Regions from separate parts of the Homo sapiens genome. Here region 1 is linked to region 2. A link is a loop called in an ENCODE intact Hi-C map of the cell type or tissue named here. Cell type or tissue: heart left ventricle. All regions are shown on one strand. Links, peaks and the distances in the headings refer to the core of each region. The heading gives the core; the rest is flanking DNA. Region 1 has its middle 19 kb from the start of SFPQ. Region 2 overlaps ZMYM6 (zinc finger MYM-type containing 6).

Region 1 (7,726 bases), core at 2,507-7,506, 160 kb after region 2:
TCTTGCCAAGGGAGAAGTCATCACACAAATGTTTTTTTACTGCTCAGTCCAAAGCCCTCTTCTCAGATACAGACTGGCTTCTTTTGCTCCTCTTTTCTCTTGATGCAAGTCGGCTTTCCAATCCATTGTGATCACTACCACAGAATCTGTCATTCACGTGTCTTTTCCCTCGCCATGCCACAGCCTCAGGGTAGAACCCTGTCCAAAGGCACCTTCCTCACTGTTCTGAAAAACAATCACCAGTCCCTTTTCCTTTAGGAATTGAGACACATCTAATCACTTTAAGGAAAAAGAAAGGATGTAAGTGTTCCAATCATCTCAGCAGAGTTGTCAGACATGTGAGAGAAGTAGCCATCTTGGACTTGGACACCAACAGCCTTCAGAAGACTTCAGACCTGGCCTCCCTCTGACCTGGAGCTGCCTGGCCAAGCCCAGCCAACCCTGAAAACCATAATGAGTTGTTGTCTAAAGCCACTGAGTTTAGGGGTAGTGTGTTAGGAAGCAATAGATAACTGAACTAGAGGTAGTGCTAAGAAACAGACTACAGCACAGCAGAGGGTAAAACCAGTGAGGAAGTGATTTTAATAATCCAGGTGCTCTTGTTCAAGGATTCCCACTGCTCTTCAGATAAAGTTCAAAATACTTAGCATGGCCTACAAGGCCTTTTATGATCTCACCCGTGCCTATAAGACCTTTTTTTTTTTTTAAGATGGAGTCTCACTCTGTTGCCCAGAATGGAGGGCAGTGGCACGATCTTGGCTCACTGTAACCTCCGCCTCCCAGGTTCAAGCAATTCTCCTGCCTCAGCCTCATAAGCAGCTGAAATTACAGGTGTGTGCCACCACGCCTGCTAATTTTTTTGTATTTTTAGTAGAGATGGGGTTTTACCATGTTGGCCAGGCTGGTCTCGAACTCCTGACCTCAGGTGATCTGCGCACCTCAGCCTCCCAAAGTGTTGGGATTACAGGCGTGAGCCACCACGCCCAGCCAAGGCCTCTTCTTACACCACTCCAAGTCTTTTTTCAATAAAGCTTTATTTAAATATAATTCACACATCTAACAGTTGATCCATTTATACAATTCAATGGTTTTCAGTGTATTCACAGATATGTGCATCCATCACCACTCAATTTTAGAATATTTTATTTTATTTTTTTGAGATGGAGTCTCACTCTCTTGCCCAGGCTGGAGTGTAGTGGCTCCATCTTGGCTCACTACAACCTCAACCTCCTGGGTTCAAGTGATTCTCATGCTTCAGCCTCCTAGTAGCTGGGATTATAGGCATGCACCTGGCTAATTTTTGTATTTTTAGTAGAGATGGGGTTTCACCACGTTGGCCAGGCTGGTCTTGAACTCCTGACCTCAGGTGACCCACCCACCTCAGTTTCCCAAAGTGTTGGGATTACAGGCGTGAGCCACTGTGCCTGGCCTAGAATATTTTCATTACCTCAAAAAGAAACCCTGCATCATTCAGCTATGATACACCTATTATTCCCCATCACTCTCTCGGCCACTTCCTCTAATCTACTTTGTCTCTGTAGATTTCCATGTTCTGGCCATTTCATGTGAATACAATATGTGGTCTTTTGTGACTGGCTTCTTTCACTTAGCATGTTTTCAAGCTTTACTCATGCTGTGGCATGTTATCAGTACTTCATTCCTTGTTATGGATTAATAATATTCTTTCGTACAGATATACTACATTTTGCTCATCCATTCATCAGTTGATGGACATTTGCGTTGTTTCTACCTTTTAGTTATTATTATTGAGACAGGGTCTCGCTCTGCCACCTAGGCTGGAATGAGGTGGCACAATCACAGCTCACCACAGCCTCGACTTCCTGGGCTCAGGTGTTCTGGCACAGTGCCACCATGCCTAGCTAATTTTTGTATTTTTTGTAGAGATGGGGTTTCACCATGCTGCCCAGGCTAGCTACTCCCAAACTCTGGGGCTCAAGCAACTCTCCTGCCTTGGCCTCCCAAAGTATTAGGATTACCGATGTGAGCCACCAAACCTGGCGCTTTTGGCTATTATTAATGCTGGTATAAACATCTGCATACAAGTTATTGAGCAAATGTTTTCGTTTCTCTTGGGCATTGGAATTGCTGGGTCACTTGGTGACCCTATGTTTATTTGCCGAATTGCGAGACTGTTTCCCAACATGGCTGCACCAGTTTACATTTCCACCAGTGATGTATGAGGGTTCCCATTTCTGCCCCCCGCCTCCCCCGCCCAAGATGGAGTCTCACTCTGTCACTCAGGCTGGAGTGCAGTGGCACGATCTCAGCTCACTGCAAACTCCACCTCCCAGGTTCAAATGATCCTCCTGCCCCAGCCTCCCAAGCAGCTGGGAGTACAGGCATGCGCCACCACACCTGGCTAATTTTGTATTTTCAGTAGAGTTTTGCCATGTTGGCCAGGCTGGTCTCAAACTCCTGACCTCAAGTGACCCACCCGCCTTGGCCTCCCAAAGTGCTGGTTTTACAAGCGTGAGCTACCAAGCCTGGCCTTGATTCTAGCCTAATGAGTGTAAAGGGTTTTGATTGGATTTCCCTAATGACTAATAATGTCTAGCATCTTTTCAGGAGCTTATTAGCCACTTACTAATCTTCCTTGAGAAATATCTATTCACCTTGCCTTTTTCGAGACGGAGTCTTGCTCTGTCGCCCAGGCTGGAGTGCACAACCTCCACCTCCTGGGTTCAAATGATTCTCCTGTCTCAGCCTCCTGAGTACCTGGGATTACAGGTACCAGCCACCACACCTGGCTAATTTTTTGTATTTTTACTAGAGTCGGGGTTTCACTATGTTAGCCAGGCTGGTCTTGAACTCCTGGCCTCAAGTGATCTGCCTGCCTTGGCCTCTCAAAGTGCTGGGATTACAGGCATCAGTGCCTATGTCTTAAGTGTGTTTACTAAATATTATTTTTTTCATTTTTTTGAGACAGGGTCTTGCTCTGTCACCCAGGCTGGAGTGCAGTGGTGCCATTACAGCTCACTGCAGCCTCAGCCTTCTGGGCTCAAGTGATCCTCCCACCTCAGCCTCCTGAATAGCTGGGAATACAGGCAGGTGCCACCACACCCACCTTATTTTTAAATTTTTTATAGAGTCAGGGTCTTGCCATGCTGTGCAGGATGGTCTTGAATTCCTGGCCTCAAGAGATCCTCCTGCCTCAGCTAGGATTATAGGTATGAGCCACCATGCCCAGCCAGTCCTAAGAATTCTTTATATATTCTACATACAAATCCCTTATCAGCTGCACGATTTGCAAATATTTAGTTTTTGTTCTCATATTTAGGGCTTCAATCCATTTTTTAATTTTTGTATATGGTGTGAGGTGTGGTCTAACTTTTTTTACATGTGGCTACCTAGTTTCCCAGCACCACTTGTTGAAAACACCATTATTTCTCTATCGGATGATTTTGGTACCCTTGTTGAAAATCAGCTGGCCATATGCGTGAGTGTTTATTTCTGGACTCTCAATTCTATTACTCTACATCTATGCTTGTGCTAGTACAACAGCCTTGATTACCATTGCTTTGTAGTAAGTTTTGAAATCAGAAGTGTGAATTCGACTTTGTTCAAGATTTGTTTCCAAGATTGTTTTGGCTATTCTGGGTCTCTTACAATATTCTATGTGAATTTCACAATCAGTTTATCAATTTCAAGAAATTGGCTAGGATTATGCTGAATCTGCAGCCTAGTGAAGTATTACCATGTTAACAATGTTATTATGGAATATTTCCCCAATTATGTGTATTCTTTCCACAATTTCTTTACCTCTGAATCCTTTAGTTATTTCAATAGTGCTGTTTCTTCAAGTCTGTTTAGAACTAAACCTGTTTTAGATACAAAACATTATGTGCCCACTATTTTGTTAAAATGTGGACTTTGCCATGTTTAAGTTCTAGGCTTCTCCACCCTTATTGTTTTAGAACACCTGAGTCAGGTATTGTGTCAAGTACTTAACATACCAACTAATCAACAACTCTGCTATGCAGCAATTCTTGTACTTAATTCTACTTATCATTTGAGGTTAAGTACACTGGCAACAGATGGCCTCTCCTTGGGACTTCCATCCCTTTCAGTACTTAGGCTCTTTCTAATTGTTCCCTATGGACTACATGATCTGCAAGTTAAATTTTCTCCCTGCTATCAAAAAACTGCTAATCAGGCTCTTCTGATTACATGGTATACTAAGGGAAATATCGTTTTTGCCTGTGAACCTTATCACTGGTAGAGACTTGAAAATACCATGTGCTCCTTTTGCATCTTTAGGCACTGCTAAATGTTTTTGCATCACTTTCTATCTCAATGACCCTATGAAAAAGGTGTTTTGCAGATGAGCAAACTACAACTAAACAAACTTACAAGATAACGCAGCCAGGCAAATTGCAGAAATAATGACCTCACATACCCCTAACCACTATAATATACTTTATATTGGTTTTGCCTTGAGAACCACAAGGCTTCAGATCCACAAGAGGGAAAACCAAGTATTAACAGAATTGAGCCAAACAATGACTCCAAGAAGATTCTTGATTTGGGTGTAAGCTGACCTGATTATTTAAAAAACACAGTATGAAAAAAATTGACCAGATCTTGGTCTCATTCCTGGGAGTAACTGTACACAACTTCTCAATACAAATTTCATATTGGCCGGTGCGGTGGCTCACATCTGTAATCCCAGCACTTTGGGAGGGCGAGGCGGGTGGATCACAATGTCAAGAGATCGACACCATCCTGGCTAACATTTTTAGTCTCTACTAAAAATACAAAAAAACTAGCCGGGTGTGCTGGCAGGTGCCTGTAGTCCCAGCTACTCGGGAGGCTGAGGCAGGAGAATGCCATGAACCCGAGGAAGAGCTTGCAGTGAGCCGAGAATGCACCACTGCACTCTAGCCTGGGCGACAGAGCGAGACTCCACCTCAAAAAAAAAAAGAAAAAATATTTCACGGGATGAGTAGATGATGTACCTCAACTCTTTCTTTGTGGCTATTTCAAATAATCTCAAGCAAACCTGAATTTTTTTCTGCTCAATTGAAGCAAAATAATTAACTTCCTGAAATCCTGCAATATTAGTAATGAGGCCCCAAATTAAAGTCCACAGGCAAACACAGCAACACAAATTACCTTTAAGCATGAGCCTCAGATCTCGTCCTGAACCAATGCTTTAGTGAGCGCTTGCTTTGGCAGAACATACTGTAAAACTGGAATGTTTGTGTGAGGCCGGGCGTGGTGGCTCACACCTGTAATCCCAGCACTTTTGGGAGGCCGAGGTGGGCAGTTCACCTGAGGTCAGGAGTTTGAAACCAGCCTGGCCAACGTGGTGAAACCTAGGTGGCATTGAACGTTTTGAGATGGTGCCACCACGCTCCAGTCTGGGCAACAGAGACTCAGTCTCAAAAAATAGTAATAATAATAATTAGTGTGCGAGACTAACAGCTTGGCAAGTTTTAGTATAAGGGCTCCAAGAGTGAAGGGGACAGATAATTTGTGTACAATTTTTACTAACAGCTTTTAAGTCAGTTCCAGATTTTTCCTTACATTTAGATATTCTCAAAAATTACCCATTTCACACTCCATTATCAAATTTTATTTGACTTTGAGAAATTGACAGCCCTTCGTTATTACTCAGACCAATCAAAAACACAGTAGAGTCCTCCCTTGTCTGTGAGGAGATAACATTCCAAGACCCCCCCACAGTGGATGCCCAAAATCACAAATGGTACCAAAGCCTAGCCTAGCCTACATGGCCTTTTTGGATGGCAAATAGCATATACAGCATGTATATGCTGTATCCAACATTCCCATCAGTATTCTGCCCAAGGTGGGAAGGACAGGATGCCTCTCAGAAAAGCACACAATTTAAAAATTAATAACTCTGAGATTGTGGTTAACCATGGTTGCAGATAAGGGGATATTACTATATTGTTATTTGACTATACTTACTTGTGAAGCGATGTGTGACTATCTCATAAACATCATCTTATAATTCGTACATACAGAAGTTGGAAATACAAAATGCTATGTCTGAAATCCAATCAAGATGTAGGTAGTAATTGCTAAATAACATGCTAATTTTAGAAATAAAAATTACAGTGAAGGCAAATATCTAAAATGGACCATAAAAATTGATCAGTAACTGAGACTGAAAGCAGCACTGCCAAGTCACAATAGGATCCTGAATTATACTTAATCTGGTTCTGTGTCTGTAATACAGACCATCTTTTTTTTTTTTTAATGTCACTTTGAATACGTTGAAGTCAGGTAAATTCTAGAAAATAAACGAGTACTAAAAAAACAAAAACAAAACCAAAGGATAATTAGGATAATGCCTTTATTAACGAGAATGAAACGTTCATTCCTCCTTCCACTCCTTCTCGTTGGTTTTCTGGACACAGCTCACCTGATCCTGCTAATTAAAGGGTATGATTACTCCAAAGGATACAAGAATCAGAGTTACCAAATTCTCAAACATAACATTATATAACTGTCAAGTGAACTAATACCAAAGAAATCTTATTAATCGGCCTGGCGCAGTGGCTCACGCCTGCAATCCCAGCACTTTGGGAGGCCAAGGAGGGCGGATCACAGGGTCAGGAGATCAAGACCACCCTGGCTAACATGGTGAAACTCTGTCTCTACTAAAAAATACAAAAAAAAATTAGCCAGGCGTGTGTGGCGGGCGCCTGCAGTCCCAGCTACTCGGGAGGCTGAGGCAGGAGAATGGCGTGAACCCAGGAGGCGGAGCTTGCGGTGAGCCAAGACTGTGCACCACTGCTCCAGCCTGGGCGACAGAGCAAGACTCCGTCTCAAAAAAAAAAAAAAAAATCTTTTAATGAATGAAAGAACATGGCATTAATTGTAATTAACAGGCAGGGCGGAGTGGCTCAAGCCTGTAATCCCAGCACTTTGGGAGGCCAAGGTGGACAGATCACCTGAGGTCAGGAGTTTGAGACCAGCCTGACCAACATGGTCAAACCCTGTCTCTACTAAAAATACAAAATGAGCCGGGCGTGGCAGAACATGCCTGTAATCCCAGCTACTTGGAAGGCTGAGGCAGGAGAATCGCTTGAACCCAGGAGGTGGAGGTTGCAGTGAGTCAAAATCATGCCAGTGCACTACAGCCTGGGCAAAAGGAGCGAAACTCCATCTCAAAAAATAAAAAATTAATGGTTCCCACATTAGTATTGTTATTTTTGTACCACCCAAGGGCCTTTCTGAAGACAGTTTAACAGACTAAGAATCATTTAACTTACCTAGAAACGTTGTCAGTCTGCTTGTGGCTTCCCTCCTTGATTGACTCACGCTGTGTGATGTCTTGAGAAGTATCTATCCACCTGTAACAAAAAATGTTAACTTGCTCACTGCAGCCTCAACCTCCCAGGATCAAGCGATCCCTCCCACCTCAGCCTCCAAGGGAGCTGGGACCACAGGCACACACCACCACACCTGGCTATATTTTTTTCTGTAGAGACATGGTCTCACTATTTTGCCCAGGCTGGGCTCAAGCAATCCTCCCACTTCTGCCTCCCAAAGTGCTAGGAATATAGGTGTAAAGCCACCATGCCTGACCTTCTCCTACATTTTCTTAAGTAAAAAAAGAATCATGGAGTTTTAGATGGAGTCTAAAATTGAATTGAATATTGACAATATGGCCTATTCCCCTTAAGTCAAGTTTTCTTTTCTGTTCTTCTATGACCGTTATATAACCATCCACTTT
Region 2 (7,726 bases), core at 1,818-6,817:
GTTTAAATGGTATATTTCCAGAATAAAAGGACTGAGAAATACAACATTAAAAGGTCAAGGACTGGAATTCAGGCTTTCCTGACAAAGACCTCCAGTATATGCCTCTAATAAATTAGAGCAGGCCTCTCCTTCCCCCTAAAACTTCCCCCTACCTGCACTCCCATCATCAACCAGCTTCTGATGGCTACTACGACACAATAGCTACCAGCAGTCTCTTTCTCCCTAATGCCAGGGATACTACATCAGGCATGTTCCTACCCTGGAGATTACTAAACTCTACTCTTTGTGTATGTATTGCAGAGAGGGAGGAGAAAATGGGACAAGTGGATGCTTACAATTCCATGCCAGGAGTCACTGTGTTTCTGACACAGGATGAGAGGAAGGGGTATGTGAATCCCATCAGGCTACTGTTCTTCACCATACCACCTACCCAAACCACAATCCTAGCTTCCATCTTTTTGAAGGGGAGAGACCCAAGGGAGAAAGTGGGAGGGAATGACAGTTTAGGCTAGGATCCTAAATAAAGAAGAAACTGCTGAGACCCAATATCTGGGTTCAGATATTTTGTAGAAATGACCTGGTTGGGCCCCTGGATGAAACAAATTTTTTTCTTTTTAATTCAAATTTAAACTTTCATAAGAACAGGCCTTCAGCAGTTAACACTGTGCCACAGATCGATGCCTAACAGAACCACATGCATAATGTGCTACCTTAGATCATACCTGGAAAGCAACCACACAACTGGAGCTGCAGAAGCTGTATATAGTTCCATTTGACATGGCTAGGTGATACTGAGGGATTGCTGAGGTTTTACAACTATGACATGAAACCTGGACACCTTGGTGACAAAAAATTAAAAACAATGATTAAGTTATACCAATGAACAAACAATACAAAAATGTATTGGGAGAATGAAAAAATTAAATAATCAATAATATACCAAAAAAATCAAGGAACTTTATAAAAATCTGAAATCTAACCACAACTAACCTCTATTAAGTCCCACTTACACAAAAACTAACTTGGAAATTTTAAGTGTTTTTTCTTTCCTCTCACATATGAAATTATAAAATACTGTATATATTGCAACCAAGAAAATCGGGGAAAAACTATTTTCACATAAAAGTCAGTTATTTAAAAGTCAGTCTTGGGTTTTTATTTAACTAAATAGATAAATTTAGCTTGTAACAAAATCAGAGAAAAGCAGTTACGTTTTTCTTCAATAGTTATTAAATCTATAAATTTATCAAATTTAAACATTACCTGAAGAAGTAACAGTCTTAACTCTGTAAGCAGATAAGCAATTAATAGAGCAGAAAAGCTCTGTTTTTCCTGAATCATTTGTAGTCTCAATCATTTCAGCTGAGGGCCTCAATGACTTCCCCAGGGCATATGGAGGAATTTGGGCAGAATTCTATTAAAATAAAATAACATTAGATACCTAGTACAAACATACATATTTACATATTGTTCAAAAAAGTAAAAAGAAAAGCTACCTACAACCACGGTCCTTGGTTGAAATATTTGAGCATGATGATGAAACCACACTATTGGGAGGTGGGAAAATAAGTTCTTCCAGACAACAATAAAATAGAAACTGAAGAAAATTAGTAACTATTCAGATAGAGATCTTAGCAAACAAAACACATGAATTCAAACACAAGTAATGAATTAAATAGTCATTACATACTTTTTAATCACCAATAACCAGAGAAGACCAGCTAACCCATGAACCAAAGGGTCATTCTTGGTATAGTCTTGTACATCAATCTAGAAGAGTCTACCACCTTTAAGGTTACTTAATTTGTGAGATTCTTTAGCAGGAGATAGAAATGATATTTAATGTATATTAATAGAGATCCTACACAACTACCTATTTTTCAAGCTGAGTTTCATAATAAAATCTGCTTATAAGTTTATTCATGTTTTAAGAAATAATAAAAATAGCTACCATTTACATAACCAATATTATAACTTACTGAATGCTTACCATGAGTCAGGCCCCAGGCTAAGAAATTTATATATAGTGTATCACAGAAACCTTTCAACAACAGAGTGAGGCGCTCTCAAAAATTACATTAACAAAAAGTTTAAATTAACAGATGAGCAGAAGAAGTAGGAAATTAAACTCATTTCATCAGGCTCCAAAGTTCAGGCTCCTAACCACTACACTATGCTGTCAGTGATACATTATAAGGTCTCTCAATATGAAAAGAAATTGTAGGAAAATATAAATTGTGAGGTTTCACTACATAATCTTCCTAGTAAAAAGACAGAGTACAATACTAGTAACAAAATTAGAAATGGAACTGATTTTGGGATCATATATAAAATAACATGGATTCTTTTCCTGTGAAAGTAGAACCAGACTGCCAAAAATGGCAAATCTTAAAAAAAGAGATTCTTTTCAGTGATGAATGTCCATATGTCCATTACCAACTGCTCAAAGGAAGCAACAAATCAAACTTGCTAACTGAAAAAAAGTTTAATTATCATTTACAAGATACATCTTTGTTTTTTTTTTTTGTTTGTTTGTTTGTTTTTGAGACAGTCTTGCTCTGTCACCCAGGCTGGACTGCAGTGGCACAATCTCAGCTCACTGCAACCTCCACCTCCCGGGTTCAAGCAATTCTCCTGCCTCAGCCTCCTGAGTAGCTGGGATTACAGGCGCCCGCCACCACGCCCAGCTAATTTTTGTATTTTCAGTACAGACAGGGTTTCACCATGTTGGTCAGGCTGGTCTCGAACCCCTGACCTCGTGATCCACCCGCCTTGACCTCCCAAAGTGCTGGGATTACAGGCGTGAGCCACCGCGCCGGCCTTACAAGATACTTCTTTAAGAAAAACTTTTTAAAACCACAAATTAGTAATAATTAAATTGACACAAGGTGATAATATTTAGTAACCGGCTTAATCCATTATTCATTACAATAAATAAAATTACTTGAAGTATTCTCATGAGACAGTGTTGACCAAATAATTACAATTCATTCCCAAACACATTTTGAAATGAAAAAGACAAGCTTTGTTTAGATTCACTGATTTTATCATCTTAACTCTTGCTTATGGTTTATTTATAATATGGTTTTCTTGCTATCAATACATCACAAAATATTTCATGCTCACAGAAAATCATGAAATTACATTTATGAGGCCGAGGTGTGGTTGCTCATGCCTGTAATCCCGGCACTTTGGGAGGCTGAGGCGAGTGGATGGCTTGAGCTCAGGAGTTCAACACCGGCCTGAGCAACATGGCAAAACCCTATCTCGATTTCAAAAAAAGAAAAGAAATCACATTTGTAAATTCTTAGCTATGAAGGGAGCCTTAAAAAAGGGACCTATTTTACCTATATCAACTTACCACCACAATCATCCCTCACACCATCAGAATCTATCCCATTTTCTGGAAGGGAAATCACATATCAGGATGGACTAATGGGAGGAGCTCACTCTCATTTTGTAGTTCATCCCTGTGCAGCCAAATCAGAAGGAGTGGGCCTAAGTACATGCAACAAATAGATATTCATACCTGCTTGTATGCCGTGACACTTGTTGAACTAAAAACCTTCTGGGATTGGCAAGGACCAGAGCTACTATAGCAATAGCTCCCACAGTTCTCACAACAGTTCATGGTGAGGTTGTTTGTAGAGTGAAATTTTGAAAAACAGGCATCACTACAAAGACCATGTACCACATTTTGATATTTAACTTCAAATCGAGTCTAGGAAATAAACACACACATACACACACAAAATAAGCAGAGCCAGTTAAAAAAAAATCTCTTTCAGCAGAATCCCAATAAAAGTAAAATGTAACTTACATCAGCATTCTTCTGACACATACTGCACTTAGTTGAAATGCTTTTGGTATATATGGTAACAACAGGTTTTTTCTTTAGCTCATAAGATGACAAGCATGATTGGCTGCAGAAATCTTTGCTAGGATAGGAATTCTCAAAGCGAGTTGTGATCACATCCTTAGGATTTAAAATGTCTCTAAAAATAAATAACAAAGGTAAAAATGAAATGTATTCTTCACAACTGTAACTTCCTCCTCTTTGTGAGGTGAAATAACACTTACTAAGGGCAGGTACTGTATGGTAGAAAAAGGATAAGGAATCTGCAAACCTGGGTTTGATGAGTTCTGCTATTTATCAGGTGAGTGACAATGAATGATGTAATTACTATCTCAATTTCTTCATGTATAAAATGGGGCTTATAATATCTAATTCATAAATTTGTCAAGAGTGAATTATATTTAAAATATAGCCAGCCAGGGCCAGGTGCGGTGGTTCATGCATGTAATCCCATCACTTTGGGAGGCCGAGGTGGGCGGATCATGAGGTCAGGAGTTCGAGACCAGCCTGGCCAACATGGTGAAACCTCGTCTCTACTAAAAATACAAAAACTAGATGGGCGTGGTGGTGGGCGCCTGTAATCCCAGCTACTCGGGAGGCTGAGGCAGGAGAATCACTTGAACCCGGGAGGTGGAGGTTGCAGTGAGCCGAGATTGTGCCACTGCACCCCAGCCTTGGCAACAGAGCTAGACTCCATCTCAAAAAAAAAAAAAAAAAAAAATATATATATATATATATGTGGCCAGCCAGATGCTGAAGACAAAAATAGGAAGGCTTCCAGCCCCAACCAAGTTTCATCTGCTATAGCCAATGGGACCAGTGTCCATCCCACAACTCCAGACCACAAGACACTGGTTCTCTCATTAGCCAGAGGCTGCCCAAAGTAGAACTGAAATGAGACAATAAATGAATTTTTTCTTTCTTTTTTTTTTTTTTTTTTGTGAGACGGAGTCTCGCTCTGCTGCCCAGGCTGGAGTGCAGTGTCACGATCTCGGCTCACTGCAATCTCCACCTCCTGGGTTCAAGCGATCCTCCTGTCTCAGCCTCCGGTTCGAGTAGCTGGGACACCAGCACGTGCCACCATGCCAGGCTAATTTTTGTATTTTTAGTACAGACGGGGTTTCGCCATATTGGCCACGCTGGTCTCAAATTCCTGACCTCGCGATCCGCCTGCGTCAGCCTCCCAAAGTGTTGGGATTACAGGCATAAGCCACCGTGTCCAGCCAAGACAATAAATGAATGTTTAAAAATTAAAAGTGCAAGATTTTGAGAAACAAATGAGCTAACAGAAGACAAAAAATAAGCATGATATATGACAAAAGGGCTGTTAAGGCTTTGTATCAGAGGACAGATGGAAACAAGAACGAGACAGGAAGAACAAAAATAATTGGGTGGTTCTGTGAGACTCCTAGAGCCAATTTGTAAGAGCTAATTATTGCAATAAGCACAAATAGCAATACCCTGGTAAAACAGAGGTTAAGTATTGCCATTCTTCTGACAAGTATAAAAACTAAAGGAAATAGTCACTAATTATAAACACTAGTGCAGGCCACAAAGTAAATAATAATGGCAATAATATATACTACAATAAGTGTGTTGAGTAATTACTATGTGCCAAGCATTATTCTCTTTACTCAAATTACCCAATTTAAATACCACAAAAATGATGGAGTGCAGTGGCTCACCCCCATAATCCTAGCACTTTGGAAGGCCAAGGCAGAAGGATTGCTTGAGCCCAGGGAGTTCAAGACTCCAGTGAGCCATGATCATGCCACTGCACTCCAGCCTGGGCAACAGAGCAAGACCCGATCTCTATAAAAAAAATTTTTTAATTAGCAGGGCATGCTGGCTCATGCCCATGGTCTCAGTTACTCAGGATGCTGAGGTGGGAGGATTGCTTGAGCCCGGGAGGTAGAGGCTGCAGTGAGCTGGGATCACGCCACTGCACTCCAGCCTGGGTGACAGAGTGAGACCGTGTCTCAAAAAAAAAAAAAAATCCCCAAACCACTATAAGGTTAAGTATTACTGTAACTGCCACTTTACAGATGAGGAAACTGAATGAGAGGTTAAATAGCTTGTCAAAGTCATATTGCTAGTAGGCAATAAAGCTGAAATACTAATCCAGGCAATCTGATTCTAGTCTATGGAATTAATTATTCCACTATCCTGCCTCCCATCCTGCACCTTTATTATACAGGTATATTCAATGGTAAACCATGAGAAAATAACAACAACAAAAATTATTTTAATTCTTTAAAACTCAACTTTAAAAATATGACAGCAAATCTTAGAAACCAAAAGAATATGCTTATACACAGATGAAGTATTAATTTTGAAAAGTGATTTTTCTACTGAAAACAGAGCAATAAAGAGTTTCACTTAATAAGGTGAATCTGCCAGTGGCATAATAAGTACAAAAATAGCAAGTAAAAATATGTAAATCAAAGAGAATGACTTTATAATGAAAATCTGTGCACATAAATTATAAGTGTACTCTGAACCTTACACATGCAAATGAGTGTTATATCGTAACATTTACCGTAGAAAAACCACACCTTCCAACAATAACATAGCTCAAAACATTTTTCTAATTTTTTTAAGATAAAACTTAAGATAAACCCTTAGACTATTTTTTAACTTTTAATTTTATAAATATCATGTTTTAACAGTATGACTTAATTTAATTAGCTAATATATTGGCCTGATTAAGGTATCAAGCAGCCTTTGAAAATTTGTAAAAATCAAATGCATGCTGAAAAGATAAGAATCTGTCTCCTAACCTTATGCTAAAAAGTCACTGACGGGGGTGACTACTTTTAAGAAAACAATAGGCATTTGGATGTATAAGTTGTGTTATGTTCTTTAAAATTATTTAATTTTATTTTGGTATTTGGTATGTTGAAACAATATCTAAAAATAGAAAACTAAGTTTACTCTTTCAGATTAGTTTCATGAGAATGACATAAAAGCATTAATTAGAATGGTATTTTGCAACAAACTAATTTAGAGTATATAAATATTTTAAAATTCCTCTCTCCTGGCCACATGTGATGGCTCACACCAATAGTCCCAGCACTTTAGGAGGCTGAGGCAGGCTAATTGCTTGAGCCCAGGAGTTTGAGACCAGCCTGGGCAACATAGCAAAACCATCTCTACAAAAAAATACAAAAATTAGTCGGGCATGGTGGTATGCGCCTGTGGTCCCAGCTATTTGAAAGGCTGAGGTGGGAGGATCATCTGAGCCCGGGGAGTTCAAGGCTGCAGTGAGCTGTGATCACTCTACCATGGGCAACAAAGAAAAAAAAAAATCCTCTCTCCTCTTTACTTGGAAATTTCCATATAGCAGGATCTACTTTTAAATAGTTTAAGTCAAGACACAAAGCAGATAAACACAGCCAAAGACAAAATAGGGGCCTACAAGTGATATGTTAAGTATACATAGTAATATGTATTATATACACATATATTTATTATATTTATTTATGTTAATTATAAATAATCGCACGATATAATTTTTATTATTAATAATAACAGGATTCCATTTTTTAAGTACTTGCTATGTGCTAGGCCATTTGCTAACACTGTCTCATTAAAGTCCTAGGAAGCAACTATTATTTACTGATGAGAAATGGAGGCTTAGAAAGTTAAACATCTAGCCCGAAGTCACAGAGATAAATGACAGAGCCACAATTTAAAAGCAAGCTCTTACTGTTTTTTGCCTGTAGTGACTATTAACAACACACTGTATTCCTCAAATTACACTACCACAGAAATAGGCAAAATATGCCAAATCCTTCAAATGTACTAAGTCAGGGAAAGATTTATGTGACTTTGTTGCTGTTTTTTCCTCTCTCTGCATCTAAGCATTAT

The links. A loop is a pair of places that touch in the nucleus more often than their neighbours do. Peaks named below come from ENCODE experiments on the same cell type or tissue, not always from the same donor. Only the 100,000 strongest peaks of a DNase experiment are listed, where the experiment ranks them.
Region 1: a loop joins it to region 2, with 2.3 times the contacts of the local background. A loop is called at or near these places in 5 of 110 quality-filtered maps.

Annotation. Positions count from the first base shown.
Region 1 is chr1:35,170,057-35,177,782 of GRCh38, forward strand. It overlaps a transcript of SFPQ not described here. Among named protein-coding and RNA genes, the nearest start is that of SFPQ, 19 kb to the right of the region's middle. In heart left ventricle, for the core only: no CTCF peak of the experiment used is centred there; a DNase peak (open chromatin) is centred at 5,275.
Region 2 is chr1:35,011,168-35,018,893 of GRCh38, forward strand. ZMYM6 (zinc finger MYM-type containing 6) reads right to left here. Exons shown (of 16, transcript NM_007167.4): 5 at 3,821-3,995; 6 at 3,530-3,721; 7 at 1,264-1,414; 8 at 723-838. Among named protein-coding and RNA genes, the nearest start is that of ZMYM6, 17 kb to the right of the region's middle. In heart left ventricle, for the core only: no CTCF peak of the experiment used is centred there; no DNase peak of the experiment used is centred there.